Regions from separate parts of the Homo sapiens genome. Here region 2 is linked to region 1. A link is a loop called in an ENCODE intact Hi-C map of the cell type or tissue named here. Cell type or tissue: dorsolateral prefrontal cortex. All regions are shown on one strand. Each heading gives the region's core, and the rest is flanking DNA. Links, peaks and the distances in the headings are about the cores only. Region 1 overlaps SIPA1L1 (signal induced proliferation associated 1 like 1). Region 2 overlaps SIPA1L1 (signal induced proliferation associated 1 like 1).

Region 1 (16,564 bases), core at 5,706-13,705:
ATTACTTGCAAAGGACTGTATCTCCCAGTGGGCATTATCCACTGGTCCACTGAAGCACTCAGCACACTCCCAGTTGGCCAACAGCAGAATCACCGTCAGTTTGGAGGATTTTTGTAAGTGCCTGACAATTCCATGTAAAATAACTAAATTTTCTTAGACAAAATTCACTTTCCAGCTAACTTCATAGTTGATCATAGCTTGTACTGGGAGAAGTCTCAGCTCTGCCAACTATTTACGGCTCATTTTTATTTGCATTATCTACGTTACCTTCAACCCATAATTCTCTGTAGGAATCTTTATAAGCCAAGTGTCAATTTTGCAGCTGTTGCTTTAATTAAAACTGGTTAACATAATCTGTAAGTCTGATGAGTAAATGTAGCATGTCACAACAGGCTGAAAGCAAACAAGGGAATGCAGGACCCTTTGCACTATGGAAGTTCCACATAATCCCAGGATAGCTGCATTCAAAATAGGACACTTGTCATCTGACAGATGACATGAGCAAGGTTCCCAGTTTCAATCAAATATTAAATATTAGTACATTTTAGCTTATTTCTTAGAACAGCTTAATGACAGCTCTAATATTTTCTTCCTGTCCTTCAGCAAATGCACTTATTTGGAAAACATAGTTCTAGACTCCTTCTGAGAACATTTCTGTTCTCAAGTTATTTTTCTCCCATCACTTTGACCACATCACCCAAATCCTTCCTCAGCATTTTTAAAGTACCATTATATAAAAGAGAAAGCCCAGAATGATCTTCCTGTTTCGAAGACAGACTTACATCTCATCCAGTTTAACCTTTTATTTTCTATCCATGAGTAGTTCCACATATAGGATTTTTAAGGCAGATCCCCACTACTCCTCCTTTTCGCACCTAACTTTACAGAAGAAAAAACCAAAGAACAGTGCTAGAAATGAAAAGACCAATAAATTTGAATCAGAAAATCTGGGCTCAAATTCTGCCAGTACTAGCTGTGTAAAAAGGGATGGGGGAACAAACCTTTCTGAAACTATTTCTAAACTCAGGAAAATTCCACTTTGTTCCACTGTCTTGGTTATTATAAAGAGTAATAACTATTATAAATGATGAATAATGATTATGAAGATTAAAAGTAATTTTATTTCTAGACTTACAGTTATATATTATGTTATAATTATTGTACAGATAAAAGCAATTTTATTTTTATATGTACCTTTAATTAAATAAAGGTAATCTTGTTTATATCTTATTACACTTACATATGAAAGCTGAAAGTAATGTGTACTGTTTTCATTCATGGTCTCTCTTAGTCATTCTATGAAGCACCAACACTCAACAGCAACCAAATTTAAAAAGCCTCTCTTTAAAGTTTCATGTTATCCATTATTATAATATAATTATCATGTAATTAGAGAAATAACACCCATTTTAAGTGGAAAATTAAGCCAGGTGCTGTGGCTAACGCCTATAGTCCCAGCTACTCAGAAAGCTAAGGTGGGACGATCATTTGAGCCCAGGAGTGTGAGGCTTCCGTGAGCTATGATCACACTACTGCACTCCAGCCTGGGTGACCAAGTAAGACCCTGCTTTTTTTTTTTTTTTTTTAAGTTTTCATAGAATAAAGTCCCAGAAGTAATATTAGCAAGATAACCATTTTTAGGGCTCTTGGCACATACTAGATGATTATTTTTTACAAAGTTCACATAGTAAAAACTCACTTAACCAAGATAATAGGAAACTTGGTTTGGAAACTGAGAAACACTATATATCTCAGACATTTTATTTAAACTGAACATGTTATACATTCATTAACCAACTTTGTAATGTAAGGACAAGGCCTTTTGTAAGAATAATCAGTCTCCTGAATGACTGTTAGTCTAGTCATTCTTATACAAACCACCCAAAAAAGCATCATGACAACTTTCAATTTCCCTTTTTATTAGAGTATAGCACAAACTCAAAGCTCTCAAGAAGCAATCTGAGAATGCTTAGAGTAGTTTAATTATTTCCCCCCAATCTTTTATAGTCATCATGACCACACGTAACATATTATAACAGCAGCTTTGAGTTTGTGGTTTTTTGGATTTTTTTTTTTTTTGAGGCTTGCCTTTGGAAGCTTTCCAAAGTATTTAACATATTTTTGTAGAAAAATAATACTGATTTAATCAGATAACATAACATTTTAATTACGCAATTACAACAAGTCCTACTGACCAAAACAGGGTTTGCTACAAACAAAACTGACTCTTGATCAATATTCAAGTCAACCAGCTGACACAGAAGGACATGAGAGTCTAGACGGAGGCTGCCTGACCCAAAGCAGTGAGGGTGGTGGGCATCCATGCACTTCGCAGGAGGAGGTGGTCCCTGAAGAGTGCTCTCATCTCTCAGCACCTGGCACTTAGCATTATTTTAAAAGATATTTATTAACCCTTACGTGTATGAAGGTACGATACAAACACAAGAGGCCCTGAACTGCTTCTACCTTCCTCCTCTACCCAACCTCCAAATGTTGGGCCCCAGGGCTTGGAGTCAGGTAGGCCTGGTCTCTAGCACTCCTATCTTTTCTATCTAAATTCAATAATTAGCTGACCTCACCCAGTCCCAAAGATTTAAATGCCATCCAGAGACTGAAGACTTTGAAATGTAAAACTCTAGATAACATCTCTCCCAAGCACGTCAAACTTAACAGAATGTGGATCATCCAACTCCCAACCTGTTCTGTCCACCAGACCAATAACCACTACTACCATCCACACAGCCACTCAGGCCAAATGAGTAAGTTGTCCTTGGCTTTCCCATTTGTAACTCCATATCCAATCTAACAGTAATTCCTGTCACCTCTCTCTGTTTGTTTCCCTGTCTTCTGTCCTTAAAATGTAAGCATCTAGAGGGAAAGGACCCTGTCTTGTTCGAGGATGTGCCTCCAGCCCCCAAGGCAGTCCCTGACACACAGCAAGTCCTTAACTCACACTTTTTTCCCCCAAGACAGAGTCTTGCTTTGTTGCCCAGGCTGGAGTGCAGTGGTACAATCTCAGCTCACTGCAATCTCCGCCTCTTGGGTTCAAGCAGTTTTCCTGCCTCAGCCTCCCGAGAAGCTGGGATTACAGGCACATGCCACCACGCCCGACTAATTTTCGTATTCTTAGTAGAGATGGAGTTTCACCATGTTGGCCAGGCTGGTCTAGAACTCTTGATCTCGTGATCTGCCTGCCTCAGCCTCCCAAAGTCCTGGGATTACAGGCATGAGCCAATGCACCTGGCCCAATTCCCACTATTAAGTGGAAAACACTCCTAAAAAAACCTCTGAGGCCGGGTGCGGAGGCTCACGCCTGTAATCCCAGCACTTTGGGAGACCCAGGTGGGTGGATCACAAAGTCAGGCAGGAGATAGAGACCATCCTGGCTAATACAGTGAAAACCCGTCTCTATTAAAAAAAATACAAAAAATTTGCTGGGTGTGGTGGTGGGTGCCTGTAGTCCCAGCTACTCGGGAGGCTGAGGCAGGAGAATGGCGTGAACCCAGGAGGCGGAGCTTGCAGCAAGCCGTGATCAAGCCACTGCACTCCAGCCTGGGCAACAGAGCAAGATTCCATCTTAAAAAAACAAAACAAAACAAAATAAAACAAAACAAAAAAAACTCTGAGTCCTCTGGGAAGTTTTCCATATATAATTAGAAGAGTAGGAGAAATTTTTCCAACCCCTATTAAACTACATAATAGTCACAGCTTGGGAACAGACTACTGCCCCAACACTCTCATTTTATAAATATGGGCCCTAAGGTACAGAAAGTTTACATCATTTACCCCAGATGATGAGAACCCAGAGCTCCTAATGCAAACATCCAATGACCTACAAGCAGCTCCGCCAGGTGATCACCCACTAAGTCCCCACTCCCTTTGTTATATACAACTCTTGCAAGTAGTTGGAAAACTGGATTAAATTAACATTAGATATGTATATTTTTTCACTGGGGGCTTGTAAGAAATCATTCTGCAGGTGGCTTCTTGCAATGCCCCCAGTTACACAGTCACTTAAAAAGTTTGGGCGCTGCTGAAGTGTCAGATAGCAATTCACAGCAGACAGGAATTAAAAGTGAGGTTGTCCAGATTCTAAATCCCAAAGTCACTACAGCAAGCTATTGCTGCTAACTTTGCTTCTTTCTTTTGCAAACGTGTCCGTATCAGGATCTACTATAAATTTCTAGTACAGAGAGAGAAAGTAGCTGGGTGGCTGTAATTTGGTAACTGTCATCCAGTTTCACATTTACATTCAAAGGTTCTTCATAACATAAGGCCCTACCCAAAAGCTCCCCACTTGGTGTGAAGAAATGTTACCTTACAGATTTAATCATTTCCCTGTCTCAATCTGAATACCCAAGTATTTACAAAGCTCCTAGAATTTCTTCATCAAGCTCCCTTGACACAGGTAAAGGGTCTGCCAAGCACCACCAGCCCCAACCCGAACTAATGCTGCTGCCCCAGGCTCAGGACTGGCAAGGCTGCAGAAGTCAGAGTCAGGTCTCCCTTCAGTTCCCATCCCACTCACATGACCACACCATCCTCCTGGTTATGACGGAGCATGACTTATGAATTATCCAACGCTTGATCAAAGTTCTGCCTCATGTTTGTTTTTATTGGAAACAACTAATAAGCACTTGAAAAGCAACAAAATAGTTTTTCCACAAACGTCACTTTACTCCTCATAAACACTGCCCTATGAGGTATACAGCAACATCACCTTCCTCATTTTTCACATGAGAATATGGATGAAAGGGGGACCAATCCCACACTGTAGTAAAGTCCAGACCTGCATCAAAGTCCTCCAGAATAAAACCCTTGCTCTTTTGCCCACACTAACAGCATGCACATTAGATATCTTCGCTACGATGAGCAGAGAGAGCATCATTCTGTTCACTCACTCATTCATTCCAGCTCTATACTGCTTTGATTTTTTTTTATTTTTTGCACTTGGGGATGGGTTAAGAAACATAAAGCTTTTGACCTCTAGGAGGGTCATAATGTGGGGGAAGGGGATGACAGGACAAACACATAACAGGTAAAACAAAAATAATAATGCAAGGAAAACAGTGTTGCCCTCTCACATCTGTACTGCACTTCACAGCATGTAGAGTTTTCATGTGGATCTAGCAACCCCTCACCTCATCCCCGAATAATAACTAAGCACTAGAGTGATGCTGGGGATGCTGGGGCTTGGTTTAGGTGGCTGGGGAAGTTATCTTGGAGGTGAGACTCCAGTGGACTCTGCGGATGGGTAAGGTCTCAGAGAGGTTGGGGAAGTTATCTTGGAGGTGAGACTCCAGTGGACTCTGCGGATTGGTAAGGTCTCAGAGAGGTTGAGGTTAAGAAGAGAGCATTCCAGACCATTCCAAAATCAGCACATAACACACATGGCTTGAAAATGGAAAAAGACTTAGAAAGTAAGGGAACTGGGCTGGAGTACTTGCTTTTCTAGTGTGGTATAATAAGAGCTACAGAAGAAAACAAGGGAGATTGTTAACCAGGGCTTAGAACTCATCCAAAATGAATGACTAGGCCTACAAGAGAACAAAGAACATAACAAGCTCGTTTTCATCATGTGTTTCTCCCAGATACAAAGCTGAGACTTTTCATGATGGGTTTTTATATAGCTCCTGTCCTCCAAGATGAAAATTCACCATTTATACTTCTTCATTCTGTTTTTACTACAAAAGATTAAGATCTTTTTACTTACACATTGCTATAATTCTTTGAATTGTATGTGACATGGTTTGGATATGTGCCCCTGTCCGAATCTCATGAGACCACACTAGAAAGCAAGTACTCCAGCCTAGTGTTAAGAGGTGGGGCCTGGTGGGAGGTGTTTGGATCATGGGAGCTTAAAACCCATGAGTGGCTTAAAACCATCCCCTTGGAGTGAGTAGGCTCTCATCTGTTTTTTTCCCAAGTGTGTGGCACCCACCCCTGCCAATCTCTCTCTTGCTCTCATTCTCACCATGTGAGAAACCACCACCCCGTCTTTGCCTTCCACCATGATTGTAAGCTTCCTGAGGCCTCCCCAGAAGCTGGGCAGATGCCAGCACCATGCTTGTACAGCATGCAGAACTGTAAGCCAATTAAACCTCTTTTCTTTATAAATTAACCAGTCTCAGGTATTTCTTTATAGCAACGCAAGAATGAACTAACAGTATCTATCTCCATTTGGGTACTTATTTAAATATGGCTCTAGCTTTTAAAGTAGAGACAATGCCTTTTATTTCTTCTGTCTGCCTTAGAGGGTCTAGAACAATACTCAAGAAAGTTACTCTACGAAAGTCATTGACAGATCAGGAAATAAAAGACCCAATTTTTAAAAACTGCAACTGATTATAGGAGAAGTCCCTGTAACAGACAGACAGACACAGACAGACACACACACACACACACACACACACACACACACACACACACCCCTCTAACTGCTTTTCCCCTTTATGGTTTTACTCATTTGTCCTTACTATGTGCCAGGCATTGTTTTAAGCATTTTATATATACTTTCCCAAGATCACAACGCTGGTAAATGATAGAAGCCAATACTTTTTCTTTCTTTTTTTTTTTTTTTTTAAGAGATGGGGGTCTAGTTATGTTTGGCAGGTTGGTCCTGAACTGCTGGCCTCAAGCAATCCTCCCACCTCATCCTTCCAGAGGGCTAGGATAACAGGCATAAGCCACCATGCCCAGTCAAGATTTGAATCCAGACAGTCTGGTGCCAGAGGTATGCACTAAACCTCTAGGCATGACATTGTCTCTCAAAATGACTCATTATACTTAAAAACATAAGGGACAATTTTTGCTTCTTCGGTTTTTAAGCTGTGGCACCAATCACATACTTTTTTGAAAACTGGGCACAATGCAAACCACAATTACGTTTTTAAATTACAAAAAAAATACTCCAAGATTTTAATAGGCTTCTACATAATGCTTAGATTTGGGCTTTGCATGTTGTTTTTATTAGAAAGTGCATCTGCTCTTGGCATTAAGCACGACAAAATTAGCTATTTTATGATTACACAATAAGAATGTAAGTATCATCTCATCAAACAAATAGTGAATGACGAATGCTTCTTCTTGGAGAAATTTCTTTTTAAACATATTAATGTATAAATAGATAGGCAAATATTACTTGATTCAAATAACCTGATATCTACAAAGACAAGAGAGTTCTTTACCTGTAAATAGTCAACATTCACTTGAACGACAAAGAATCCAACGGTGCATTTGTAAATATCCACACACATACAATGTTGGCTCACAGAACTCCCCAGCGACAGTAATTAATGCTGACATAAATCTGGACACTGAAATGGCAATGGAATTGCTTTCACATGACAATTCAAAGTGTTGTTCCAAGCAGGCAGGAAAATTTCTCTCTAGAAATGTTGAAAACTGTGTCTGAGTTATGAGATAAAATAGTTTGCGTTATATCCCTAAAATCATTTAAATATTACATCTATTAATGACTAATTTATAGATCAAAAGCACTCACATAACATGCCCAAATTCAATTAAATGGAGAGAACTACTATGGAAGAGAAAATTGTTATCAAAATAAACTGAAAGAACAAGTAACTAATGCCATTACATTGGTTCTGTGCACAATAAAAAATAGTTTATTAAAAGATAACTGGTCAATGTGCTTGAGACCATGAACATCCATTTTAGTCAGAAATAGTGGCAAACCCTAAACACAATAAATACTACTTAAGAAAATGTATTTAGTTCATAATGCATACAAATCTCCACTTTAGGTACCATTTTGGGGTTAAAAAATATAACGCTGCTATGAGGACACAATTAGAACACAGTGAATTTTATTACTGTTTTTTTTTTTTTTTTCAGTATGGCTCTATTAATGCCTGTTGTTTATCTACACAAATACAGAGCAGCCTGGGAACTGTCCTAGTTTCTTTGAGAGTTATCAACTGAAGCTAATGTTTCCTTAGAGAACTCCACTTTGAAAGGGTACTATGAACCTGGCCAGTTTTCATTGCTGTTTAGACAGACACAAGCACAATTTGCAGTGTGGGCAACACCACCTCTTAGATGCAATCCGCCTGTCTTCAAGTGAGTCTCCCAGTAGTCCTCACTGTGTTCGTTTGCTCTGCCAAAAATAAACAACAGCCTCTCCCCTAGTAAACAGCAGGTAGGAATGGGTTTAATCATAAATTCTAGTGGATGGCAGTCCAGTAACAAAGCAGAGCTCTCTTTGGTGGTAGCATTAGCTTCTTTCTGCCCTGCTCAAAACACCCCTAAAGTACACTGACTTGGACATGATCTCATTCAATATATGAAGCCCTGTGATGGTTAATACTGAGTGTCAACTTGATTGGATTGAAGGATGTGAAGTATTGATCCTGGGTGTGTCTGTGAGGGTGCTGCCAAAAAAGATTAACATTTGAGTCAGTGGGCTACGGAAGGCAGGCCCACCTTTAATCTGGTGGGCACAATCTAATCAGCTGTCAGTGAATATAAGCAGGCAGAAGAATGTGAAAAGGCGAGACTGGCCTAGCCTCCCAGCCTACATCTTTCTCCCATGCTGGATGCTTCCTGCCCTTGAACTTTGGACTCCAACTTCTTCAGTTTTGGGACTCGGACTGGCTCTCCTTGCTCCTCAAGCTTGCAGACAGCCTATTGTGGAAACTTGTGATCGTGTAAGTTAATACTTAATAAACTCCCCTTAGTTCTGTCCCTCTAGAGAACCCTAATACAGATTTTGGTACCAAGAGTGGTTCTAAAGAAACAGAATGTTAAGGATGGAGTTCTTTCATTGGTTTCGGGGTTTCTGGAGTTGGCTGCTTAATAAGAAAATGCTAAGGACTCTACTTCTAATAGTACAGATAACACTGAGAGTCCTTGGCACGAACTGTTTAGAGTTATGCAAAATAAATGCATTTGACACTACTGATTCACCACTGTGAGCAGCAAGGAGTTTGGTGACTACATAATACCATATGTGGAGAACCAAGGAACATAATGAAGCTGGTTGGTTGCTCCTAAGTTCAGTGGACAAAGTGATGAAGGAAAATGATGAATTCAGGGATTCTGTCTCCTGGCTTCAGAAGCACATACTGAGCCTCAAATCTGCTAAGATTGCCCTGAGTGAGAGTCTTATCTGCTGTAGAGAAAGAGCTGAAATTGTGGAAAACAGACACAAGCTCTTATCATGTAAATGGCTGACCTGCAACAAAAGTTGCATACACATCCTCATCAGGTGTCTACCATTACAGTCAGGGCACTGATTGGAAAAGAATGGGACCCTGCAACTTGGAATGGGGACACTAAGTTTGTGAACTCTGAGGAAGCTTTTTTGCCAGAAGCAACAGCTTCCCCATCTCCAGTAGCGGCAACATCCCCACCTGGACCCATGCTGCCATCAGCCTTTCCACCCTTGTCTGAGGAGATAAACCCTGAGTGGCCTGAGGCAACAGTGATAGCCTCCCCTAAGGCAGTTGCCAGGAAAAATAATGTTGATTCTCCTCAGGAGTCACCCTCAACACCCCTGTTTGCTTCTAGACCTATAACTAAAGTCCCGGCGGGCCCCTAGAAGTGAGGTTGAGAGTGTGACCCATGACGGGGTGCGCTACACTTGAAAAGAACTGTTTTGAGTTTTCTAATTTATATCAACAGAAATCTGGAGAACAGCCATGGGAATGGATATTAAGAGTAAGGAATAATAGTGGAAGGAACATAGAGTTGGATCAAGCCGAATTTAATGAATTGGGCCCACTAAGTAGGGACTCTGTTTGTTTTTTTTGTTTTGTTTTGTTTTGTTTTTTGAGATGGAGTCTCCCTCTGTCACCCAGGCTGGAGTGCAGTGGCATGATTTGGGCTCACTGCAACCTCCGCCTCCTGGGTTCAAGAGATTCTCCTGCCTTAGCCTCCTAAGTAGCTGGGATTCCAGACGTGTGCCACCAGGCCGGGCTAATTTTTGTATTTTTAGAAGAGACAGGGTCTCATCATGTTGGTCAGGCTGGTCTCGAAGTCCTGATCTTGTGATCCGCCCACCTCGGCGACCCAAAGTGCTGGGATTACAGGCGTGAGCTGCCATGCCTGGCCGGGACTCTGCTTTTAATGTTGCAGCTCGGGGAGTTAAGAAAGGTTCTAATAGTTTATTTGCTTGGTTACCTGAAATATGGATTAAAAGGTGGCCCACTGTGAGCAACCTGGAAATGCCTGATCTCCCTTGGTTTGATGTAGAGGAAGGGATCCAAAAGCTTAAGGAGATTGGGGTGGTGGAGTGGATTAGTCCCTTTAGACCTACTCATCACAGCTGGGAAGGTCCAGAAGATATACCCTTGACCAATGCCTTGTGAAACAGATTGCTGAGGGCAGCACCTGCATCTGTGAAAAGCACTGTAATTGCTCTTCTCTGTATGTCAGATCTCATGGTGGGAAGCACAGTCACTCAACTACTAAATTTAACTACAATGGGAATAATTGGATTGCAAAGTTGCAGGGGCCAACTAAGTGGCAGCACTCAACCATCAAAGGCAAGTGGGCATAGCTACCACAATGGGCAGCAGAGGCAAAGTGGCAATCAGAATAATCTGACTCCTGTAGAGCTCTGGCATTTGCTAATTAATCATGGTGTTCCTAGAAGTGAAACTGATAGGAAGCCTAATGCATTTCTACTTAATTTATATCAGCAGAAAACTTCTAGGTCAAATGGACAAAATACTAAGTTGAATTCTAAAAATAGAGAATCATGGCCCCTCAATCAATTTCCGGACTTGAGCCAGTTTACAGATCCAGAACCCCTTGAATGAAGGGGAGGCCGGGTCCCCTTGAGGAAGGATCCCACTACATTACCAACAATTTATGCAGTGAATCTTTCTCCCATCCTTCCCCAAGACCTCTGGCCTTTTACCAGGGTAACTGTGCACTGGGGAAAGGGAAATGATCAGACATTTCAGGGACTACAGGATACTGGCTCTGAGCTGATGCTGATTCCAGGGGACCCAAAACGTCACTGTAGTCCTCCAGTTAAAGTAGGGTCTTATGGAGGTCAGGTAATTAATGGAGTTTTAGCTCAGGTGCGACTTACAGTGGGTACAGTGGGTCCCCGGACTCATCCTGTGGTCATTTCCCAGTGCCAGAATGCGTAATTGGCATAGGCATAATTAGGAGCTGGTAGAACCCCCAGATTGGCTCCCTGACTGGTAGGGTGAGGGCTATTATGGAGGGAAAGTCCAAATGGAAGCCATTAGAGCTGCCTCTACCTAGAAAAATAGTAAATCAAAAACAATACCGCATGCCTAAAGAGACTGCAGAAATTAATGCCACCATCAAGGACTTGAAAGACGCAGGGATGGTGATCCCATTTGGCCTGCGCAGAAGACATAGATCTTGGTGAATGACAGTGGATTACTGTAAGCTTAACCAACTGGTGACTCCAATTGCAGCTGCTGTATCAGATGTGGTTTCACTGCTTGAGCAAATTAACATATCTCCTGGTACCTGGTATGCAGCCATAGACGTGGCAAATGCCTTTTTCTCCATTCCTGTCCATATGGCCCATCTGAAGCAATTTGCCTTCAGCTGGCAAGGCCAGCAATATACATTTACTGTCCTGCCTCAGAGGTATATCAACTCTCCAGCTTTGTATCATAATTTATTCGGAGAGACCTTGATCACTTTTCATTTCCACAAGATATCACACTGGTCCATTACGTTGATGACATTATGCTGAGTGGATCTAGTGAGCAAGACACTGGACTTATTGGGGAGATATTTGCATGCCAGAGGATGGGAAATAAATCCAACTAAAATTCAGGGACCTTCCACTTCAGTAAAATTTCTAGGGATCCAGTGGTATGGGGCCTGTCAAGATATTCCTTCTAAGGTGAAGGAAAAGTTGCTGCATTTGGCTCCTCCTACAACCAAGAAAGAGGCACAACGCCTAGTGGACCTATTTGGATTTCGGAGGCAACACATTCCTCATGTGGGTGTGTTACTCTGGCCCATTTATCAAGTGACCCGAAAGGCTGCCAGTTTTGAGTGGGGTCCAGAACAGGAGAAGGCTCTGCAACAGGTCCAGGCTGCTGTGCAAGCTGCTCTGCCACTTGGGCCATATGACCCAGCAGATCCACTAGTGCTTGAAGTGGATGCTGTTTGGAGCCCTCAGCAGGCCCCCATAGGTGAATCACAGAGGAGGCCTCTAGGATTTTGGAGCAAGGCTCTGCCGCCTTCTGCAGGTAACTACTCTCCTTTTGAGAGACAGCTCTTTGTCTGTTACTGGGCTTTGCTGGAAACTGAACATTTGACTATGGGTCATCAAGTCACCATGCAACCTGAACTGCCTATCATGAATTGGGTGCCTTCTAACCAATCTAGCTATAAAGTGGGTCATGCACAGCAGCATTCTATCATCAAATGGAAGTGGTATATACGTGATTGCGCTCGAGCACATCCTGAAGGCACAAGTAAGTTACATGAGGAAGTGGCTCAAGTGCCCATGGTCTCCACTCCTGCCACCCTGCCTTCTCTCCCCTAGCCTGCACCCACGGCCTCATGGGGAGTTCCCTATCATCAGTTGACAGAGGAAGAGAAGACTAGGGCCTGTTCACAGATGGTTCTGCACGATATGCAGGCACCACCCAAAAGTGGACAGCTGCAGCACTACAGCCCTTTTCTAGGACATCTCTGAAGGACAGAGGTGAAATGAAATCTTCCCAGTGGGCAGAACTTCAAGCAGTGCACCTGGTTGTGCACTTTGCATGGAAGGAGAAATGGCCAGATGTGCAATTATATACTGATTCATAGGCTGTAGCCAAGAGTTTGGCTGGATGGTCAGGGACTTGGATGAAGGATGATTGGAAAATTGGTGACAAAGAAATGTGGGGAAGATGTGGATGGACCCCTCTGAGTGGTCAAAAACTGTGAAGTTATTTGTATCCCATGTGAGTGCTCACCAAAAGGTGACCTCAGCAGAGGAGGATTTTAATAATCAAGTGAATGGAATGACCCATTCTGTGGATACTACTCAGCCTCTTTCCCCAGCCACCCGTCATCACCCAATGGGCCCATGAACAAAATGATCATAGTGGCAGAGATGGAGGTTACATATGAGCTCAACAACATGGACTTCCACTCACCAAGGCTGTCCTGGCTACGGCCACTTCTGAGTGCCCAATTTGCCAGCTGCAGAGACCAACACTGAGTCCTTGATATGGCACCATTCCTCGGGGTGATCAGCCAGCTACCTAGTGGCAGGTTGATTATACTGGACCTCTTCCATCACGGAAAGGGCAGAGGTTCATCCTCACTGGAATAGACACTTACTCCAGATATGGGTTTGCCTATCCTGCATGCAATGCTTCTGCCAAGACTACTATCTGTAGACTCATGGAATGCCTTATCCACCAACATGGTATTCCACACACCATTGCCTCTGACCAAGGCACTAACTTTACAGCTAACAAAGTGCGACAGTGGGCTCATGCTCATGGAATTCACTGGTCTTACCATGTTCCCAATCCTGAAGCAGCTGGATTGATAGAACGGTGGAATGGCCTTTTGAAGTCACAATTACAATGCCAACTAGCTGACAATACTTTGTAGAGGTGGGGCAAAGTTCTCCAGAAGGCCATGTATGCTCTGAATCAGTGTCCAATAATATATGGTACTGTTTCTCCCACAGTCAGGATTCACAGGTCCAGGAATCAAGGGGTGGAAGTGGAAGTGGTACCACTCACCATCACCCCTAGTGATCCACTAGCAAAAGCTTTGCTTCCTGTTCCCGCAACATTATGTTCTGCTGGCACAGGGGTCTTAGTGCCAGAGGGAGGAACGCTGCCACCAGGAGACACAACGATGATTCCATTAAACTGGAAGTTGAGATTGCCACCTGGACACTTTGGGCTCCTCCTACCTTTAAGTCAAGACTAAGAAGGGAGTTACAGTGTTGGCAGGGGTGATTGACTCAGACTATCAAGATGAAATCAGTCTACTACTCCACAACAAAGGTAAAGAAGAGTATGCAAGGAATACAGGAGATCCATTAGGGCGTCTCTCAGTATTACTATGCCCTGTGATTAAGATCAATGGGAAACTACAACGCCCAATCCAGACAGGACTACAAATGGTCCAGACTCCTCAGGAATGAAGATTTGGGTCACTCCACCAGGAAAGAAAACCACGACCCGCTGACATGCTTGCTGAATGCAAAGGGAATACAGAATGGGTAGTAGAAAAAGGTAGTCATCAATACCAGCTACGACCACGTGGTCAGCTATAGAAACAAGGACTGTAATTGTCATGAGTATTTCCTCCTTCTTTTGTTAAAAACATGTTTGTGCATGTATACACTTCTACTAAGAAAATATCTTTATTTCCTTTTCCTTTATCATGAGACATAAGATTTATTGACTTCATATCAGCATTTATGTATTATTAACTTTATGTAATGGTATTTGGGTTGGGGATTGGTACATTTCCAGTTGTACAAAAGACAGTTGTATTATGTTAGGCGTAATTATGACCTTATTATTGTCTTTATTTGAAGATTATGTATGATCTCAGGAGATATGTATGGGTCCAAGGTGACAAGGGGCGGACTTGTAATGGTTAATACTAAGGGTCAACTCGAATAGATTGAAGAGTGTGAAGTAGTCATGCTGTGTATATCTGTAAGGGTGCTGCCAAAAAAGATTAACATTTGAGTCAATGGGCTGGGAAAGGCAGACCCACCCTTAATCTGGTGGGCACAATCTAATCGGCTGTCAGTGAATATAAGCAGGCAGAAAAACACGAAAAGGCGAGACTGGCCTAGCCTCCCAGCCTACATCTCTTTCCCATGCTGGACGCTTCCTGCCCTTGAACATCAGACTCCAAGTTCTTCAGTTTTGAGACTCGGACTGGCTCTCCTTGCTCCTTCAAGCTTGCAGACAGACTATTGTGGGACCTTGTGATCATGTAAGTTAATACTTAATAAACTCCTCTCTCTCTCTCTCTCTCTCTGGATGGATAGATAGATAGATATCCTAAATATTACATATCTTCTATTAGTTCTGTCCCTCTAGAGAACCCTAATACAAGCCCCATCCTTTTCCCCTGAAGTATTGCAAAACTGACTGGATTACCACTATACCGTCGTGTTACCTATTTCAACTCACATAATTGTAAGGACTTAAAAGAAGCCACCATTCAGAAAATTTACTAGCGATCTGTAGTATGTTCCCGCCACATATCACCTGCAAGTGTGTGACTATAAACCTCTCTTACTCTCCCCTTTAAAATGGGGATCTTGTGAGAAATATAATGCTCACAGCTAGCACATACCAAACACCTTCCTAAAATGTGTATCAACAAAAAACATCTATTGCTGAGAATTTTTTTTTTTTTTTTCAGACAGAGCCTCTCTCTGTTGCCCAGGCTGGAATGCAGTGACATGATCTTGGCTCACTGCAAACTCTGCCTCCCAGGTTCAAGCGATTCTCCTGCCTCAGCCTCCAAGTAACTGGGATTACAGGAGCACACCACCATGCCCAGCTAATTTTTGTATTTTTAGTACAGACGGGGTTTCAGGAGTTAGAGGCCAGGTTGGTCTCTAACTCCTGAGCTCAGGTAATCCCCAAACCTTGGCCTCCCAAAGTGACAGGATTACAGTCGTGAGACACCAAGCCTGGCAGAGAATTCTCCTTAGCCTCAGACACCGGTAGTGAAATGGTTACTGCAATGTCAAGGGAGAAATGTCAAATACTAAGAATAAGGGGTGACTCTGGCAGAAGTAAAAGCTGATAGCATATGTAAAGCCCCATAATACATCTAGTAAAAACAATGAATTAGGCCAGGTTAAATAGTTGAATCAATTCATTTTACTTCCACTTCTTATTATATAATATCTCTACCTGATAAAATATATGCACACCAAAGTCGCAGCCTTGTTCTACACTTAATATCACTGGTTTCATAATGGGGATGAATCCTGTTACTAAAAGAACATTCATTTGTTAATAACAACATTTTTGTTACTCTGATGGAAGCAAGTCTCAAAAAAGGTTTTGACAAAAATGTTACATACGAATATGACCTAATGTATAATCTTCACCCCAATCACTGCTCAAAAGGTTCTAAAATTCTAAATCAAATATACTATTACATACAATGTCTAGAGTGCCAAAATCTCAGAGTGCCAAAATCCTCATTTATAAAATTGAAGTAATATGTCTCTTAAAGAGCTGTCAATAATAAAGTAAGCAAAAAAATTAATTCAAATTGGATCAGACACTTGAACTCAAGGCCAAAACCATGAAGCTTGCAAAAGAAAACAAAGAAAAATGTTTTCAGGACTAAGGGGTAGGTAACACTTCCTAAGACACAAAAAGTAATAACCAGAAAAGAAAAAAAAATCAATTAGATCTCATCATATTTAAAACTTTGTATCTTCAAATGATATTGTTTAAAAAAAGACTCAATAGGCAAGCCACAAACTGGGGGGAAAAGGTTACAAAATGTAAATCCAAAAAAAGAACTGGAATCTAGGACATATAAGGAACTCCTACAACTTAATGTTCATTGCAGGCCGGGCATGGTGGCTCACACCTGT
Region 2 (16,564 bases), core at 4,206-12,205, 230 kb before region 1:
AAGCATTTAGTAGTTTAAGAGTCACAGTTAGATTTGAAGGAGTTTTAAGTAATCATTTGGCTGACATATGAAACACATTCAGTGATCAAGGACTCTGCCTCATGAGGCCATCCAGTTCTTTCCAGGGCAGGCTGACAGCTTTGAAATATCTTCCTCAAAATGGGCTGGACCCTTCTTCTCTATAACTTTCATTTATTGGCCTCACTTGTCCTCACAGACAAATTTGATCCCTAATCTAAGAGTCCTGGAAGAAAGCTACTGTGGCCTCCTTACCTCCATAATTCTCATCCTCAGCTTGCACATCCTCAGTTCTTTCTCCCACATGGTCTCCAAACTCCTCATTTACCGGGGCCCTCTCTTTGGACCTGCCCTGCCTGGTCAGAATTCCTCAAAGTGTGTGGTCCAAAAATAAATCTCCAAGGAGGGTAGAACACGCCCTATGTCTTTTAAACAGTTTTGCTTCTTAACTGCCTCTCATTCCCATCCTAAAACTTGTACAGGTGTTTTTTCTACTTTGGAGTAAATAAGAAGTGACAAAATCTGAACTGTGAAACTAAACAATATATACAATGGACAAACTAATGCAATTTGATTTCTTTGCCATTTAGTTCCTCGTAGAGGCTAGAGGATGATAAACTTCCTAAGAAGTAGTTTAAACCAGCCATGAAGCCATTTTTCTATCTGGATTATTAACTACGTTTTCTCTTTTGTTTGTCTACAAATTGATCAAGGCTGGCTGAATGGAAGTCATTTTACATGTCTGAGTACAGATGAAAGAAATGATGCCAACAGGGACCATGTACAATGGGACAAACGCATAACTACCCTTCGGGCATGGACTTCTGCCTGTAAGTGCCCCCCACAGAACCAGTATCACTGGATGAAGACAAGTTGCTAGGAGAGTTCCGACACTGGGATCTTGCTAAAGCCATGGATGAGACCGTCACATAGATGTCCGAACCAGGAGACAGCCTGCATGTGCAATACAAAAACATGAAGTCAACAATTCAAAGGGAAAATCCCAAGGCAACGCATGATGGATAATATCATATAAATGTGACAAAAACAGTGACTTCATGGAGATAGTGAAAATGAAGCCAGCTGGAAGCCTACAAAAGAAACTTCCCCATAAAATGACTCCCTAGGGGAACAGCTGGAAAACTGCCTTGGAGGGGGTGGGGGTGGGTGTCACAAAATAATGGGGAAAAAAGATCTAGAAAACATGTATGCTTCCAAAAGCTGCCAGAATTCAATTGGCTAAATTACTTATGCAGTTTCCTAGTATGGCAGAGCAGAAGATAATTGAACCCAAGTGACATTAACATAGCAATTAATTCCAATTTCTTACACTAGTCCTCCCAGAGTATATGACCATAGTAACACTGGTACATTTTTTGTATGCTTCTTTGTTTTCCAATTTTATTATTCACACTCTGGAATGAATATTCAGATTTTGCTATTTAGTATTTATAATTCTGGTTGGTAGTAGTATCACTATATAAAAACCTCCATGAAAAAATGTCTAAAACTGCAGTTGTTGAATTTAACTAGAATTACTGAATGTATATAATATCACAGTAGAAGTGTGCTCCACATGGGCACCTCATGTATCTGTTTTTAAAGTTATGGGTCCTTCACACTGCCAACTGGCTGTCAAGGCAGAAACCATAGCTTTGTGGTCAGGACAGACATGTTTTTTACCCTCTACCTCCTCTACTCTAGTAGGCAACACGGCAACCACAGGGATATGAGTAAGTGACGCTGTGCTGACAGTTGTGACTAGGTTTAAGCTAACCCTTAGTAACGATGGTATTTTATTTCAGAAGCAAATGCTGGCACAAATCACTCGACTACTTGTAGCAGGGGAGGTCATTTCCATTTTATAACTTAGGAAGTGAAATCTAAGTCATTGTTCAAGTTCACAACAAGTCAGGTCTCTAGACTCTAAGCCCACTGCACTCCATGCTAAACTACTGCTGTCCCCTAAGAGAAGGCCTGTTTTCTGTGGTTTTTTTTTTGTTTTTTTAATAAGACAGTTTATAATGGGTTTGCATGCTCAAACAACTTTGCACATAAAGCTATCTTAAGACAAGTCAAAGTTTTGACGTCTTGAGACAGAAGCTGCTTCACTGGCAGAGGCCCTGTCCCACAGTGAACCTATTTATCTTCTGAGTAGGGCAGGATGGGGCTTCAGGTATAGGAAGCTGAGAAGCTTTGCTAATAGAGAAAGAATAAGGATAGATACTAAAAGGTACAACTCCCAAATTAATCCATGCCCAAGAGGCAGATCTGACTTGAGAGCCCAGGTTTGTCTCCGGCTCTCTCCTAAACATCTTGACTGGACACCTTTCACCAGCAATCCAAATCAGACCTTTTCAAGACTAACACATTTTATCCCACTCTCCAATAACGCAAACTGCCCTTCCTATATTTGTTATCTCAAGATAAACATCATTTTTTTTTTGGTACCACATAATGGCTTTATTCACAGGACAACTTGTGACTGCAAGTCATGTGTCTAGTCAAGCTAAACATGGTGAAGCCATTTTTTTCCTTCCTCTGTCTTTACTTTCCACAGTCAATTGGGTTAATTAAGTTCAACTACTATTTACTGAGCACAAACTGTGTGTCAGGCACCTGGTGCTGGTCCTGATAACACAAAGACAAAGAAGATATCTAGTTTCCAACCTGCTGAGGGGCTTCTGATTTCTCTCACCTGCAGCCTGGGTCAGTCCAAGTGTCCCGACAGGTCTCTCAACTTCCAGGCTCTCTCCACCCCATTCCTCCAGCAGCCCCAACCCACCCTCTTCCATCAAGTCAACAGACTGCTAAAAGCCTATTCAAAGCTTCCCTTTGCCTACAGGATAGAGGACCAAATCCCTGAGACCCTCTTTAAGGCCTTGAACCATCTGACCAAACCCCATCCTCATCTCCATCCCCATTAATGGCTCCACACACCCTACATTCTAGAGAAAGTCAAGGTGTCCCAGTTCTCAGACTCTGCCCATTCACACTATTATTCATCTTTTTCTCTCTGCCTGGAATGCCTTCTTCCTTTGCTACTCACATAAAAAGGCCTGATGCCAACATCATAGCTTTGAATTCATAGATTAGAATCTCCTCAAATCCCATGACAATCTGTTCTTTGCACCATTACACCAAGTCATACAGAATGGTTATTTTATGTGTGTCTCCCTTAATGTGAATTAAGATTCTGTCTTTAAGGGGCCAGGACTGAGCCTTATTTATCTTTACATTTCTGAGTGCTTAACATGTGTTTTGAATGAAGGAGAATCCCTATCAGTGGTGTAGAAAATGAAGAAGAGAAGGGGGATTCAGGACAAGTACCATAGTTATGTCAGATGCCCCAAATCAGGAGTTCTCAACTATGGTGGGGCTAGATCACTTGAACAACAGTTGGTCACTAATAATGAAGTGCCAAAATTTGTGAATAATTTAATAAAAGCAACTGTAACAGACTGAAAGTTAATATGCCTTCTAAAATGCAAGAAAAAGGGATGGAGTTACAGGTGATAGAATTACACCTAAGCCCAGACACCCATGTGAGTATCATCCATCTTACATATGATGGTGAGAGAACTTAGGACAATGCCTGTTCTAACTAGTGTGAAATGGGGTAAACAGGGAGACTTGGGATGTCAGTGTTCGGGAAATGTGGTGAGAAGAAAGAAGCAGGGTTTCTAAAGTCTTCCTGTTATCATCATCAATCTTGCTGTTGCTATACAGACTGTGAGAAATATGGGCCAATCACCCACTGGCACTGTAATTAGGTTGCCAGATCTCAAAGTAGTGTATGCGTGGGGCAGGTATGGCGGGGCCACGTACTAGTGGGATACTAGCTCATTTCTACTTCAGGTAATGTGTTTTAATAAGAGAAGATCAAGACATTTATCTGGGTACCATAACATGGGTTTCTCTTTACTCTTTTCCACTGAGACATATTGCAAATTTCTCATTATTATTCTAAAGTAATTAATTGTAAGGTGATCTGAAAGGGGTATGAATAGGAGGAATTGGTTATGAAAATGAAAACCAAGTAAGGCTTAAGGAATGACGTGAATCCAAATATAACAAAATACCACATTCCTTTCAACCTGAAGTGTTTGGCTCTTATACACACCTAATAGAGAGAAACTTCAAATAGAGTTTCACTTCATAGCTGCTTTGACTTTCTTACTGCAAAGGGGAGGAGGTGTTACAGAAAACTAGAAAAAAAGGAGACAGCAGTGGAATGTTAACCCAGTGAAGATTAATGCAACGTGTAGGGGTCTGATGATTTTTTGACTTAGGGGTAAACAAGCAATGCCAGTGAAGTATATTTACGGTGAACGTTAAAATGTTTATGCTTCTATGAGGAAGTTACAACATAATTCCAAAGGAAAAGTCAAGATGTAACCTTTACATTTGTATTTAGAGGCTGCTTTTCTTACCCTGCTCTCCAAACGTATATTAAGCTAAGATATCGCAGGCTAGTTCTCAACCTCAGCTTTCTTATTTGGCAAATGTATCAGAAAATTCTATTTGGTTACTGGAGTTATCCCAAAGCGAAAAAATAGCATTTCCAGAAGGCTGGCATTCATTCCCATCCCTCTTTTGCATTTATATAACTCAATAGTGGCTTTGTTTTCTGACTGTTCACACACATAGAACACACATAGAGCAACTGATGGAATGCCACCCAAATGTTTTTATGACTCTAGATGTATGTATGGTAGGCAAAGAAAAATTCAGAATTAGCCCTTATTCTGATGACTTACTATTTTTTCCAAATACTCTGAATTTGATACTATCACACAAATATTATTTGAGAACAGACCTAGTGGGAGAGTGGAAGCCACCGCCGCCTGTCTGGGTACTGGCAGTCCACTTCTGAAGAGATAGCCTGAGGCTGATCGTTATTGGAAGATGGGCTGATTGCTATCCTGCCACTTTGAAGAGGTGCTTCAAGAACTGGGAGCAGTACCTCTCACATTGGCTCACATAGGAAAACCAGCACACTGATCTCCTGGATCTCTGTCCATCCCACCCCACCTTACAAGCGTACTCTGTTTTAAGAGCTGCTGAGTCCAGTGAAGTTACAGCAAGATCACAAGAGACTTTTCTTCTCTTTTGAGATAAATCCAGATCTTTCTGCTTAAAGAGCCCCAAACGTCTGATGTTAATGCCCCAACAGATTTAGAGGACAAAGATTAATACCTCTTTCAATTGCTGTGAGATCTTTCCATTCTGTTGAATACAGGCAATATTCTTTTTAAAGAATGCTCTGGTCACTGTCAGAGAGGAATTCTGTAAATCTTTTAGCATTAATTTCAGAAGATTTTCTTCTCTATATTTTTATAAATTTAGTCAAGAAATAACTAAACATTTTTAAAATAACTGATACTAAACATCCTCTGGGGCTTCCTTCTGCTGAAATAAAACACCAGGGCTTTTTTTTTTATTGTACTAAGAATGCGCAATTGAAAAAGTCATGATCATCACCATCCAGAGACATTACTTCCACAGTCTTTTGACTACACTTAACACTAAACACCAGCTTTTCATTTATATGCAATGCACTTCACTGCAGTGAAAACAGAGAGTTGAAGGGGTTGGACATTTAGGAAGAGATGGTCCAAGATACGTCCTTCATTCTTCCAGAAGCAGTCGCACACCAGGCTAAAAAAGAGAGCTGACACACACACATACACACACGCACACACACACGGATTTCTAACACAACCACCCCTGTCCTCCACCACACCTATTCCATGAATCAACTCACAGGACGACATATATAGTGCCAACATTAATAGATTCTTATTAAACTGATCACTCCAGATTATGACTGATTACAACTTATCAACTTATGGCTATGGAATTCTAAGTGACAAGTTGATGGTAAAATATTTTCCTAACTGATTAGGTAAGATTAATTAAATCTCTATTCTATTTCTTACTTTTTATTCCAACATGAGATATGTACAAGGACATAAGGCCCTCAGTAACCCAAGTGCAAACAGTGAGCTGGTGGTATAAACAAGTGAGAGCACTTCAAACAGCAGCAGTGATGGACAAATTAAATGCTTGAGTCCATAATTAAGCACAGCATTTTACCACAACTTAGCAATTGCTATCCAACCAGGGAACAGGACCAAGTTAAAGTCTTCTGTCTTCAGCCATGTATATCAACTAGGATTCTTCCAAAATTATGTAAAAAAAAAAAAAAAGAAAAGAAAAAAGAAAAATCTCTACAACAATTCAAGGTGATGTAATTTGGGTGCTATAACCGGAGTAGTTTGAACAAGTTGTGTTCAACTTCAAGCAACTCGTGCCTGTCTTTTCATCACTTCCTGTTGTGTACTTTGTGAACAGAGTTACTGCTGGCTTTCTAACCACATAATTCATACCAGCTGTTCAGACTAGATCATGGGAATCCTGTTCTTTTTTTTTTGAGACGGAGTCTTGCTCTGTCTCCCAGGCTGGAGTGCAGTGGTGTGATCTCGGCTCACTGCGATCTCCTCCTCCCAGGTTCAAGTGATTCTTCTGCCTCACCCTCCCGTGTAGCTGGGATTACAGGCACCCGCCACCACACCCAGCTAATTATTGTGTTTTTAGTAGACAGGCTTTCGCCATGTTGGCCAAGCTGGTCTCCTGACCTCAGGTGATCCACTTGCCTCGACCTCCCCAAGGGCAGGGATTACCAGTGTGAGCCACAGCAGTTGGCCCCAAAATCCAAAACTTTTTGAGCGCCAATATAACATTCAAATGAAATGCTCATTGGAGCATTCTGGATTTCAAATTTGGGATGCTCAACCAATAGGATCAATGCAAATATGCGCAAAATTAAAAAAAAATTGAAATTTGAAACATTTCTGGTTCAAGCATTTTGGGTAAGGGATGCTGAACCTGTATTACCCTAATTAATCTTCACAGACTCTAAGAGGTGGGGCTGTGACCTACTTGAGTCATGGGGATGTTAAAGTGCAGAAGGACAGGACCTTGCCCACTGCCACACACTCCCAGTAGCGTAGGCAGGATGCAAATCATGGCCCCTGGACAGCACAGCCTACCCTCCTGGTGCTTCTAGGAATTTCCAGGCAGGTCACACTAATACACAGGTGGCCCTGCAGAGAGGAAGCCGTTATGGAAACATTTCCCTAGGGTGAGTGCAGAATAGCTACTTTCGAGGCCCAAGGAATGATGAGTAAGTAACTGAAGAGCTGGAGCTGGACACAGTACTGGAGCATTCTCCTCCCATTCCTGGGCCACTCTGGAGTTTGTAAACGATGGGGAACTGGGAGGTGTGCCAAGCTGAAGCCATTGTGCCCATTTCCTGAATGCCTGAATAGGAACCACTGTTGCAGTATCATCTAAAAATGTGAACTTGCAAATCACATCAACTCTAATCCTGACATGGATGCCAGAGTACGCTGTTTCCTGCAAGGAGTGGAAAACAGGAGCCTTCAGAGTCCGGTCACTTTAAGTCAAATGCGGCCCTCTGCTTTTCTCCCTTGTCTTGGCTGACAAATACACCACCAGAATTCAGTTCCAACTAAAACCTTTTGAAGGAGTCAATCAAGATCTTGCATTTCACTTTGAGTCAATTTTAGAAAAGCTCTACCAGCAATATACTTTTAAAATGAAGTATTCTAAACTTAGTCAACAAAAACCAAATAATTCTACTTATATCTATGTTTAATGCTATAGCTTTATCAGACTATCAAGTGCTTTGCCTTTACCTATCATCTAATTTTTATAAAAGGAAATTGGTTTATTTTCTCCAAGATAGATTAAATTCTGTCCCCAGTTACTTAAATAAGCCCTTTTGTTATTAAAGGGTCATTACCACAAATGGAAAGTAGAGGAAACTCTTCGTGTGGAAAGCTGGACTACCATGTGAAGTGTAGACACACTAAGTTGAGGAAACTCTTCTTAAAAAAAGCATTGGGAGCCTATTAAATGCCAGAGTCTGTGGCTGGTATTTGGAATACAAAGATGAATAAGACAGGCTAAGTTTAAAGAAATGGACAAATAACATTAAAGCGAAGTTTCATAAATTTTGTGAGTGAAGAAGCCATGTGGTGGTAAGAACATTCCTAGTGAGGCAATTAAGGTAGAAATGGGAGGAGAGTGTTTTGGGGAAATTAAAGGCGACTTGTCAGAGGAGCAGGCATGGCAAGACTTCAGCAGTCAAAAGAAGGAGTGGAAGGTGCACCAAGTAGAGGAGCTCCTAAAAAGGCATCAAGGGGAACATAGTGCTTGCAGAGGAGAGAGCCACTCCCATGCCTAGGGATGGGGGTGGTGACGATGATAGGGGAAAAGGGAAAGGCAAGTCCACATAGACAAACTTTTTGGGAGGGACAGGGTCTCACTCTGTTACCCCGGCTGAAGTGCAGTGGCGTGATCACGGCTCACTGCAGCCTCAAATGCCCAGGCTCAGGTGATCCTCCCACTCAGCCTCCCAAGTAGCTGAGACTACAGGCATGTGCCACCACACCTGGCTAATTTTTTTTTATTTTTTGTAGATACGGGGTCTCACTATGTTGCCCAGGCTGGTCTTGAACTCCTAGACTCAAGCCATGCACCAGCCTTGGCCTCCCAAAGTGGTGGGATTATAGGCATAAACCACAGCACCCAGCCAACACAGGCAAACTTGCTGGTGAGTTGGACTTGATCCTGAAGGCTGTGTGGAACTATGGAAGGGCTATAATGAAAAGGCACAGCCTGAGGAGTATATCCATTTTTATTAGGTCATCCTTCCAGTGGGAGGCTGGTAATCATACCTAGAGGCTGTTGGCAACAGTTTAGGTAAGCAAAAGAAACTTAGTGCGAAATGAGAACTTCTCAGGCAATGGCAGGAACATGTGTGGAGATGGGATGATAGTGCTGAGGGGAAGTTGATAACGAATCCTACTTCTGCTCTGGATACTCAGGTAGATGGCAAAGCCATCCACCAAGGTGGGTAACACACGAGACGGAAGAGGCAGAAGGAGGGGCAGGTGTGAAGGTCAAGTCAGCTTGAACTTGTGAATGTGAGACACTTTCATGCCTTTCAAGTGCATATGTTCAGTAGGTAGTCAGGAATATGAAAAGTGAAAAAGAGACCAAGGCAAAACAGATCAGCTAAGGAACTGCCCACATACAGATGACAGTTGAGGTTGCTCAAGTGGATGAACCTTCTAGAAGAATTGCACAGTGTGGGATTCAAATAAAAATGAGGAAGAAGTGGGGAACACAAATTTCAGGGTGATGAGATAGGCGCAAAGAGCTGACGATACAAAAAAAATCAGGAATACCTTTTGGAAGACAAGGAAATGTAATTTGAAGAAGGAGGGAGTAGTGAATGGTATCAAATAAGCTAAGGACCTAACACCATCCAGAAGCTTTAGAAATGTAGAAGTTAGCTGGGTGCAGTGGCTCTCACCTGTGATCCCAGCACTTTGGGAGGCTGAGGAGGGAGGATCACTTGAGGCTAAGAGTTTACAACTAGTCTGGGCAACAGAGTGAGACACTGTCTCTATAAAAAAAATCATTTCAAAACATAAGCTGGGTGTGGTGTGGCGTGCACCTGCAGTACTAGTTACTCAGCAGATTGAGGTGGGAGGATGGCTTGAACCCAGGAGTTTGAGTTTACAGTGAGCTAAGATCAATGCCACTGCGACAGAGTGAGACCCTGTCACAAAAAAAAAATAATTAAAGAAATGAAAAGAAATATGGAAGTCAATGGGCAATGGGGACCTAGCTGGAGCATTCCCAGTGAAGTTCAAAAGTCCCATGATTTCAGGATCCTCATGGCAAGGCACGAAGCTGTGATGGAGGGGGCCAGTATTTGGAAAGCACAAGTCTGAGGCTTCTAACCACAGCTAATATTCTAAACAAAAGAAGAGTAAACATTAAATGGTGCTTGTTTTGTTTGAAAGCAGAAAATGACACAGTGGAAGATTAGCTTAGATCCTGTATGATATAACAAACTTAAAAAGTATTTCCTTAAAAATCAAGACTGAATGGTCACGTGACTATTATGCTCTCTGAGAGGAGAACTCTTTTAAGTTTGTTTCCACCATATTCACACCCTATATGGTGCTGGTGTCTGTAAGGAAGGAGGGAGGGAGGCTGCAGACGCAGCTGCCATAACTGCGTGAACAAAAAAGGCCCCCCATCCAGCTTCTTAAGAGTTAAGTGCAGGGGTCTCAAGGGGAGTAACAATGACATCCAGGTAAAACTCAGAAGTACCAAGTGTTCAGTGAGCTCTAACATCAAATATTTACATAAAGGCTGGTAATACCAGCCTAAAAAAAGGAGAAAAGAAAATCATTTTACATGCTAAGATGTCTGTTGTTTATCCAAAGCCCCTCAAATAGCTCAACTTTTATAAGCATATTAACACAGATCAGGGTTTTATTGCTGATCCCGCATTATGTTTAAACACAGTAATGTATCAAGTTCAGCGTGCCACAGCCAGCAATTTTTATTTCAATCCTACCCTTAAGCTCTAGGTAAATTTGAGGCCAAAATAGTGACCGTATCATATTACCTATTTCTGTTGAACGAATGTTAATTGTTAATAACTACTACTCTCACAAATACTGTAAAATTCTGTAATCAGAAAGCCACCTGGAGAGCATAAAACTCATATATTTAAACCAAATAGAAATTAGACTTTATTCTATTTAGATGCCAAATGGATTATCAATTCTTACTGTGTCAGTTTCTCTTAACTATGTATAAAGAACATCATCCAACTAAAGAATTTTTATTAAAACTCAAAACACCAACATTTTTATGTCATAAAAATCCTGACCTTGATATTAAAGGAAAAATATTATGCAGATTTATTTTTTTTGTTCCTAATGACCTTTAAGTCTGGGATACTACATACAAATTAAAGAAAAACTATGCTTCTACAAGCAGTAAATTAGTGTTTTCACCCAAAATGGACTGTGTTGGATCCATCCATGGTTACTTAAGTGGGCAGATTTGGGGAGCACTGGAGGAGTAGACTTGAGATGGCTGCTAACTTGAGCTTAAGTATAGCTGGTTTCTCTATGGTTAAACACAATTTCCCTAACCTACAGGAGAAAAAATGAATGGAATGAACAACTGTAAAGCATTCTTTAGTCACAATATTACGCCACACCATTACTGGTAAGGCAAGATTCAAGGTCTGGCAGACCCTGTCATTTATTTTCATGATTTATGATTCCTCTGAAAGGTCCAAATTATACTTGGTGAGTACAAGGTACAAATTGTAAATGGCACTCAGGACGGCGCTGGTATGCAGGGGAGAGTCAGATGGATGAGGGGTGCCCCGGTACTCCTCACTTCTGTATCTCAATAAGGTATTTGTTCTCAGTAGGACTACAAAGGGGATGCTTTAAGTTTTCAGTTATGTTTTACTAAATTTCATGAAGGAAATTATATTCTAAGGTGAACTTTATGCATCTGGGGACTCAAGAAGGACTGAGGAAGTATTTCTGATAAAACTCATGAATCTGCTCTATCCTCAAATATTCCTGGAGTCACAGTAGCAAAACAAACTTTCTCAAACACGAGTAGCCCGTATCCTAAATTCTTTGGACCAGAAATGTTTTGGATTTTGGAAGTTTTTGGATTTTGAAATATTTGCATTACACTTGCAGTTGAGCATCCCTAATCCGAATATCTGAAATCCTCCAATGGGCATTTCCTTTGAGCATCATGTCAGTGCTCAAAACGTTTTAGATTTTGTAGTATTACAGATTTCAGACTTTTGGATTAAGATATTCAATCTATAGTACCTTCTCTTTATGCCTCAAAATTAAAACTTAAAAGATATTTTTTACTAAAAATTAGGAATGATGGGGTAAGAAACTGAACTTTAAATTTTCATAAAAGAAGAATATCCATCCAATTAATTACCATATATTTCAAAATGAAGATGAGCCAAATCATCCTAATATCCTGGAAACTGTAGGACTGAGATCTCACAAGTCATCTAAGCCCTGCATCCTAAGATCTGAAATCCTAGTCTAGTGTACTGAATATATACCAGAGACTAAGGGGGCAGTGAGTAGAGGTTAAATTTTCCTGAAAACCTCGTCAGCCCCACCTATGGCCCTTTCACCTCTGCAGCTTAGAGAGTCACAAGCTACTCTAATGGTCTTCTAGAAGGCGCACTTACTGAGATGCATTTTCCTCTGGGTGGAGTAAAGAAGAAAGGCAGACACAAGTACACACAGAAATTACCTCTAGAACTCAAGGATCTACATCTGGAAAAAATGGAGTTCTGCATTCTCTAGCACTGAAAGCTGCTCCCATCGAAATATGATACTCAGCTACAAAAAATATTTTCCCTTTTGAAGGTCAGTATGACTGGCAAGGAGCTTTAGTTTCTGTTGCAGAAATTAAATTCAACATGGAATCAAAATACATTCTCAAATGGAATATTGTATAAAGGAAATTACACAAAGCCAATTTCACTTGTGAAAGCCTGCTGATTGTTCTGGAGAGAAAGAAAACAGCACTGAGGTGGGGGAAAAGGTCCTTCTCTATACAGTGATTTCCTAGGTTCATCTTTCAAAATGTGGGCCAAATCATGAATTCCAGTTAGCACACACCTCAGAGGCAGCCAAGTCTGGAATGTGTCAAAAAAAGAATTTACTCAGAGGTCTCTTGGATGTTTTCCTCCTCAAAATAAGGAAAGAGAGGAGTCCAGATGGTAATGGGGCCACTATGGGAGAGGAAACTTTTATTGAGATAAATAGCAAGGCTCTGTAAACAGATCTCCAGGATGAAATGAGAAGTTGTAGAAAGATGACTATGTTTTTGGTTTGTCTGTTTTAATTAAATTGTTTGTCTGTTTTTATTAAATTATTTCTACATGGTATCCTAGTAACCTAAAATAGTTAAGTGACAATGTTTTATGCAACAGTTCAAAAGTCAGACTAAGATAAAGACTTCATAGTGTGGTTTCTAAATCTTCCTGCTCTCTGCTTCCAAACTGGAGCGGTGATGATTTACGTGTATCTGGGAACCGTTTTCCTCAGCACCCTGCTCCTGCCAGACCTGGTTCTTGCCACTCAGATGAGTCAGGCTCATGTTTTGGCTTCCACATGGACCCTCCCTTCTCCCCAACACAGTTCCCAGAATACAGACTTCTCCCCAGGTCTAAGGGTTTTCACAACAACATTCTGAGATGTGATTAAGGCAATCCTGAAGAGATGGGGAAAGGACAGTGGATGGACAGAAAGAAGTTGACTTCTAGGCCAGGCGTGGTGGCTCACGCTGTAATCCCAGCTACTTGGGAGGCTGAGACAGGAGACTCGCTTGAACCTGGGAGGCAGAGGTTGCAGTGAGCCGAGATAGCACCACTGCACTCCAGCCTGGATGACAGAGTGAGACTCTGTCTAAAAAAAAGAAAAAAGAAAGAAAAAAAAGAAGTTGATGACTTCTAGCAGACCACTAGCAGATTATTCAATTAAACTGCTTTAGTGTACATGATTTGAGGTAACCAAATTTATAGTGCAATTACTTAAAATCTGTATAGCCAACTTCTATTCCCATTTTGAAAGCACTTAATCTAGTTTAATTTTAGGCCTGGACTCTAGTTCAAAGTGCTGCAGTTTACTCTTAACTCCAGACAAAAGTGCTAGGGCAACCTTGTAAAGGCAGAGTTAACCCACTACCTTTTGGGAGGGAACTCTCTATGGCTTTCAATTTAACAACAACCTTTGGTTTCTTACTTTCTAGGACCCCTCAGTCCCTCTCCCTCTGGCTTACTTTACTCAGGACTAAGTGTTTTAACGTATCTCCACGTATCGTCTTCTCTTCACTATTCTTTCCTATTTTCAGAGTAGTGAAAAATATGTTTGTGTTATACTAGTTTTCCTTCCGCATAATCCTTTATTAATAAAGTGACACAAACATAGTTATTCAACCAAAAACCTGCCTTCTGTTGCTCTTATATCATCATTTCGGAACAAAATGATGAAGACTGTCAAGGATGATATACAGTCACTGTCACCTCAAAGAGTCTGCTAAATTCTAATCCACAGGGCCACTAAGCATGCAGTAACGACGTCTGTTGATAATCACACGGAAATTAAAGAGCAAAGCACAAATACCAGTGTGCAGAGCTGAAGGCTTTGCTAGAATCAATCTCTGTTGATCCTTATGGCTTTGGAACACTACCATGCTTTGAAAGTCACTACGGTATGCACCTCAGTTTAATTCTTTGTTTCTAGTAAAATATGAGAAGGCCTAAAACTAGTGCTTATGGGTCTGTGTTACTTACATTTGGGGCAGAGAGAGATAGAGCAAACCTTTGAAGGCACACTTACCGCCTCTCTAGTGGGCGCCCGTCACTGGAGATGCTTCGAGGGATGTTGGCGGCTCTTTCTGGAGGAGGCATCTTCCCATCTCCTTTTCCAGCATTCAGCCGCGAGGTCATGGGACTCTGCACCTGGGACGGGACTTGAGGTGAATGAGGCCCCTTGCTGGCGTTCCTCTGCCACTTGTTATTATTTCGGAAGGGAAACTTGAATTCGTATGAAACACCTTCATTCATTTTGTACTCCATCACTGGCATGCGGTAGGTTTCAGAGCAACTCCTATTAGGGGCAAGGCACAGGGAGAAACACAATGGATACTGCTTTTTCTTGCTGGTGGAACCACATTGATTCTCATTAACACTTAAAAATGGATCCACAATTTCACCCTCTGTTTCAAACCACCTTTCAATCTTTGGGCCCTAGTACTTATTTTCTTTTCAAAAACCAGAACCCAAGGAAGTATTATAATAGTATTTTCCTTTACTCAATCCCAACTTTTTGAGTGCGAGATATGGAGTCTTTAAAAAACAATGGGACCCACGGACACCCTGGGGGTGGCCAGACTACTGAGACCTGAGGAGGAAAGGCCACCAGGACAGCATGACGGGGGCATACCTGAGAGCATGAAGTCTCAATGGAAGCAAGCGGCTTCACACACCCACCACTGCACACCACAACTGGGTTCTGAAAGGGTGTATGAGCAGCTTCACAACCCGCCACTGCACATCGTGACTGGGCTCCAAAAGGGTGAACGAGCAGCTTCACACACCTGCCATTGTACACCATGACTGGGGCTCCAAAAGGGTATACAAGCAGCTTCACACACCCGCCAATGCATACAGTGACTGAGCTCTGAAAGGGTGTATAAGCAGTTTCACACACCTGCCACTGCACATCTTGACTGGGCTCCAAAAGAGTGTATAAGCAGCTTCACACACTTGCCACTGCACATCGTGACTGGGCTCTGAAACGGTGTACGAGCAGCTTCACACCCCCACCACTGCACACCATGACCAGGCTCTGAAAGGGTGTATGCGCAGCTTCACATTCCCGCCACCGCACATTGCGACTGGGCTCCGAAAGGGTGTACGAGCAGCTTACAGACCATTTCACTTTGGACCAGCGACATCACAAGTGCTGTGTAGCCACATGCCTCCTGTCCTGGACAGTGCAGGCCCAAAGGGCGTCCGGCCAAAGGCCTGGTCTTGACGTGGATGAGGCTGAAGGCGCGGGGAGGGAAGGTGAGACATGGAGATGGGGGGCAAAGTGGAAGGGTTTACATAGTTGGCTGGCAGGAGAATAAGGACAATGGAAGGTGCCACTCTTTCATGACCTTGTCTACATATCTCAGTGTTGACTCCTTACATTTCAAATGTGTATTCCATAATGCATCTTCTCCCCCACCTTCAGTAGAGTTTTTGTTGTTGGAAAGTGCCACTTTTGGAGCATGTGCTCAGAAGGAGCAATGGCGTCTGCTGCCATCCTTACTTGACTCAGTCATAGCCCACGTCTCCAAGGAGTACTTTCTTCTTGGGGTTTCCTTACCAGTCCCCCAAATGTCCCAAAAGCCAAGGGTGACCTTAATCTGACCCTCCGCCCAAGGCTCCACTCTATCCCTTTTATGCTTTAATAGCAATGGCTTTCACACTTTCTGGATGACAACCTAAGACATACATTTCACACTGGGACACAGCACCACCATATATACACACAGATGTGCATCCTTCCTCTCATGTCTTCCATTTTGCTGTATTCTGAATACACTTCATCCAAAAATACACTGGGCACAATGTCCTAAATTGATTTGATGATCTACTTGAGAGTTATGGTCTGCAGTCTGTAAAACATTGTTTTATGGCACATTTGACATTACTTTTAGTAGTTAATGACTGCTATGTCATTAAAACCTTTTCTCTAATAGAACCTTTTCTCTAATATTAACGAATACTACTTTAGGCTCTGATATAATTTCAAGCTTTGATTCTGATATTTATGACAAAAATATGCCACTGCAACCCTTTTTTGGTTGTTCATAGAGGTAATACACTGTGGTATAGTTTAGAGTCTTTCATTTGTGACTACAGCCTTTCGTTTCTGACTAAATAAGGCATATTATAAAGATCTAATGTTCTGGATCAGTAAATACAATGCAAAAATATTACATTTTACCAAAGGAATATTGACTAAAATTTATAATAATGCATGGAAAAATTTCACTTATGCTCAAAATCTGGACTATCTTTGCTTCTCCT

What was found. A loop is a pair of places that touch in the nucleus more often than their neighbours do. Peaks named below come from ENCODE experiments on the same cell type or tissue, not always from the same donor. Only the 100,000 strongest peaks of a DNase experiment are listed, where the experiment ranks them.
Region 2: a loop joins it to region 1, with 1.8 times the contacts of the local background. A loop is called at or near these places in 1 of 110 quality-filtered maps.

Annotation. Positions count from the first base shown.
Region 1 is chr14:71,457,871-71,474,434 of GRCh38, reverse strand. The region is part of intron 2 of SIPA1L1 (signal induced proliferation associated 1 like 1); the gene reads right to left. Among named protein-coding and RNA genes, the nearest start is that of SNORD56B, 68 kb to the right of the region's middle. In dorsolateral prefrontal cortex, for the core only: no CTCF peak of the experiment used is centred there; no DNase peak of the experiment used is centred there; H3K4me3 peaks cover 2,133 bases; H3K27ac peaks cover 2,774 bases.
Region 2 is chr14:71,683,389-71,699,952 of GRCh38, reverse strand. SIPA1L1 (signal induced proliferation associated 1 like 1) reads right to left here. Exons shown (of 24, transcript NM_001386936.1): 13 at 14,322-14,591; 14 at 826-972. Among named protein-coding and RNA genes, the nearest start is that of RGS6, 240 kb to the left of the region's middle. In dorsolateral prefrontal cortex, for the core only: no CTCF peak of the experiment used is centred there; DNase peaks (open chromatin) are centred at 4,868 and 7,302; H3K4me3 peaks cover 1,012 bases; H3K27ac peaks cover 2,366 bases.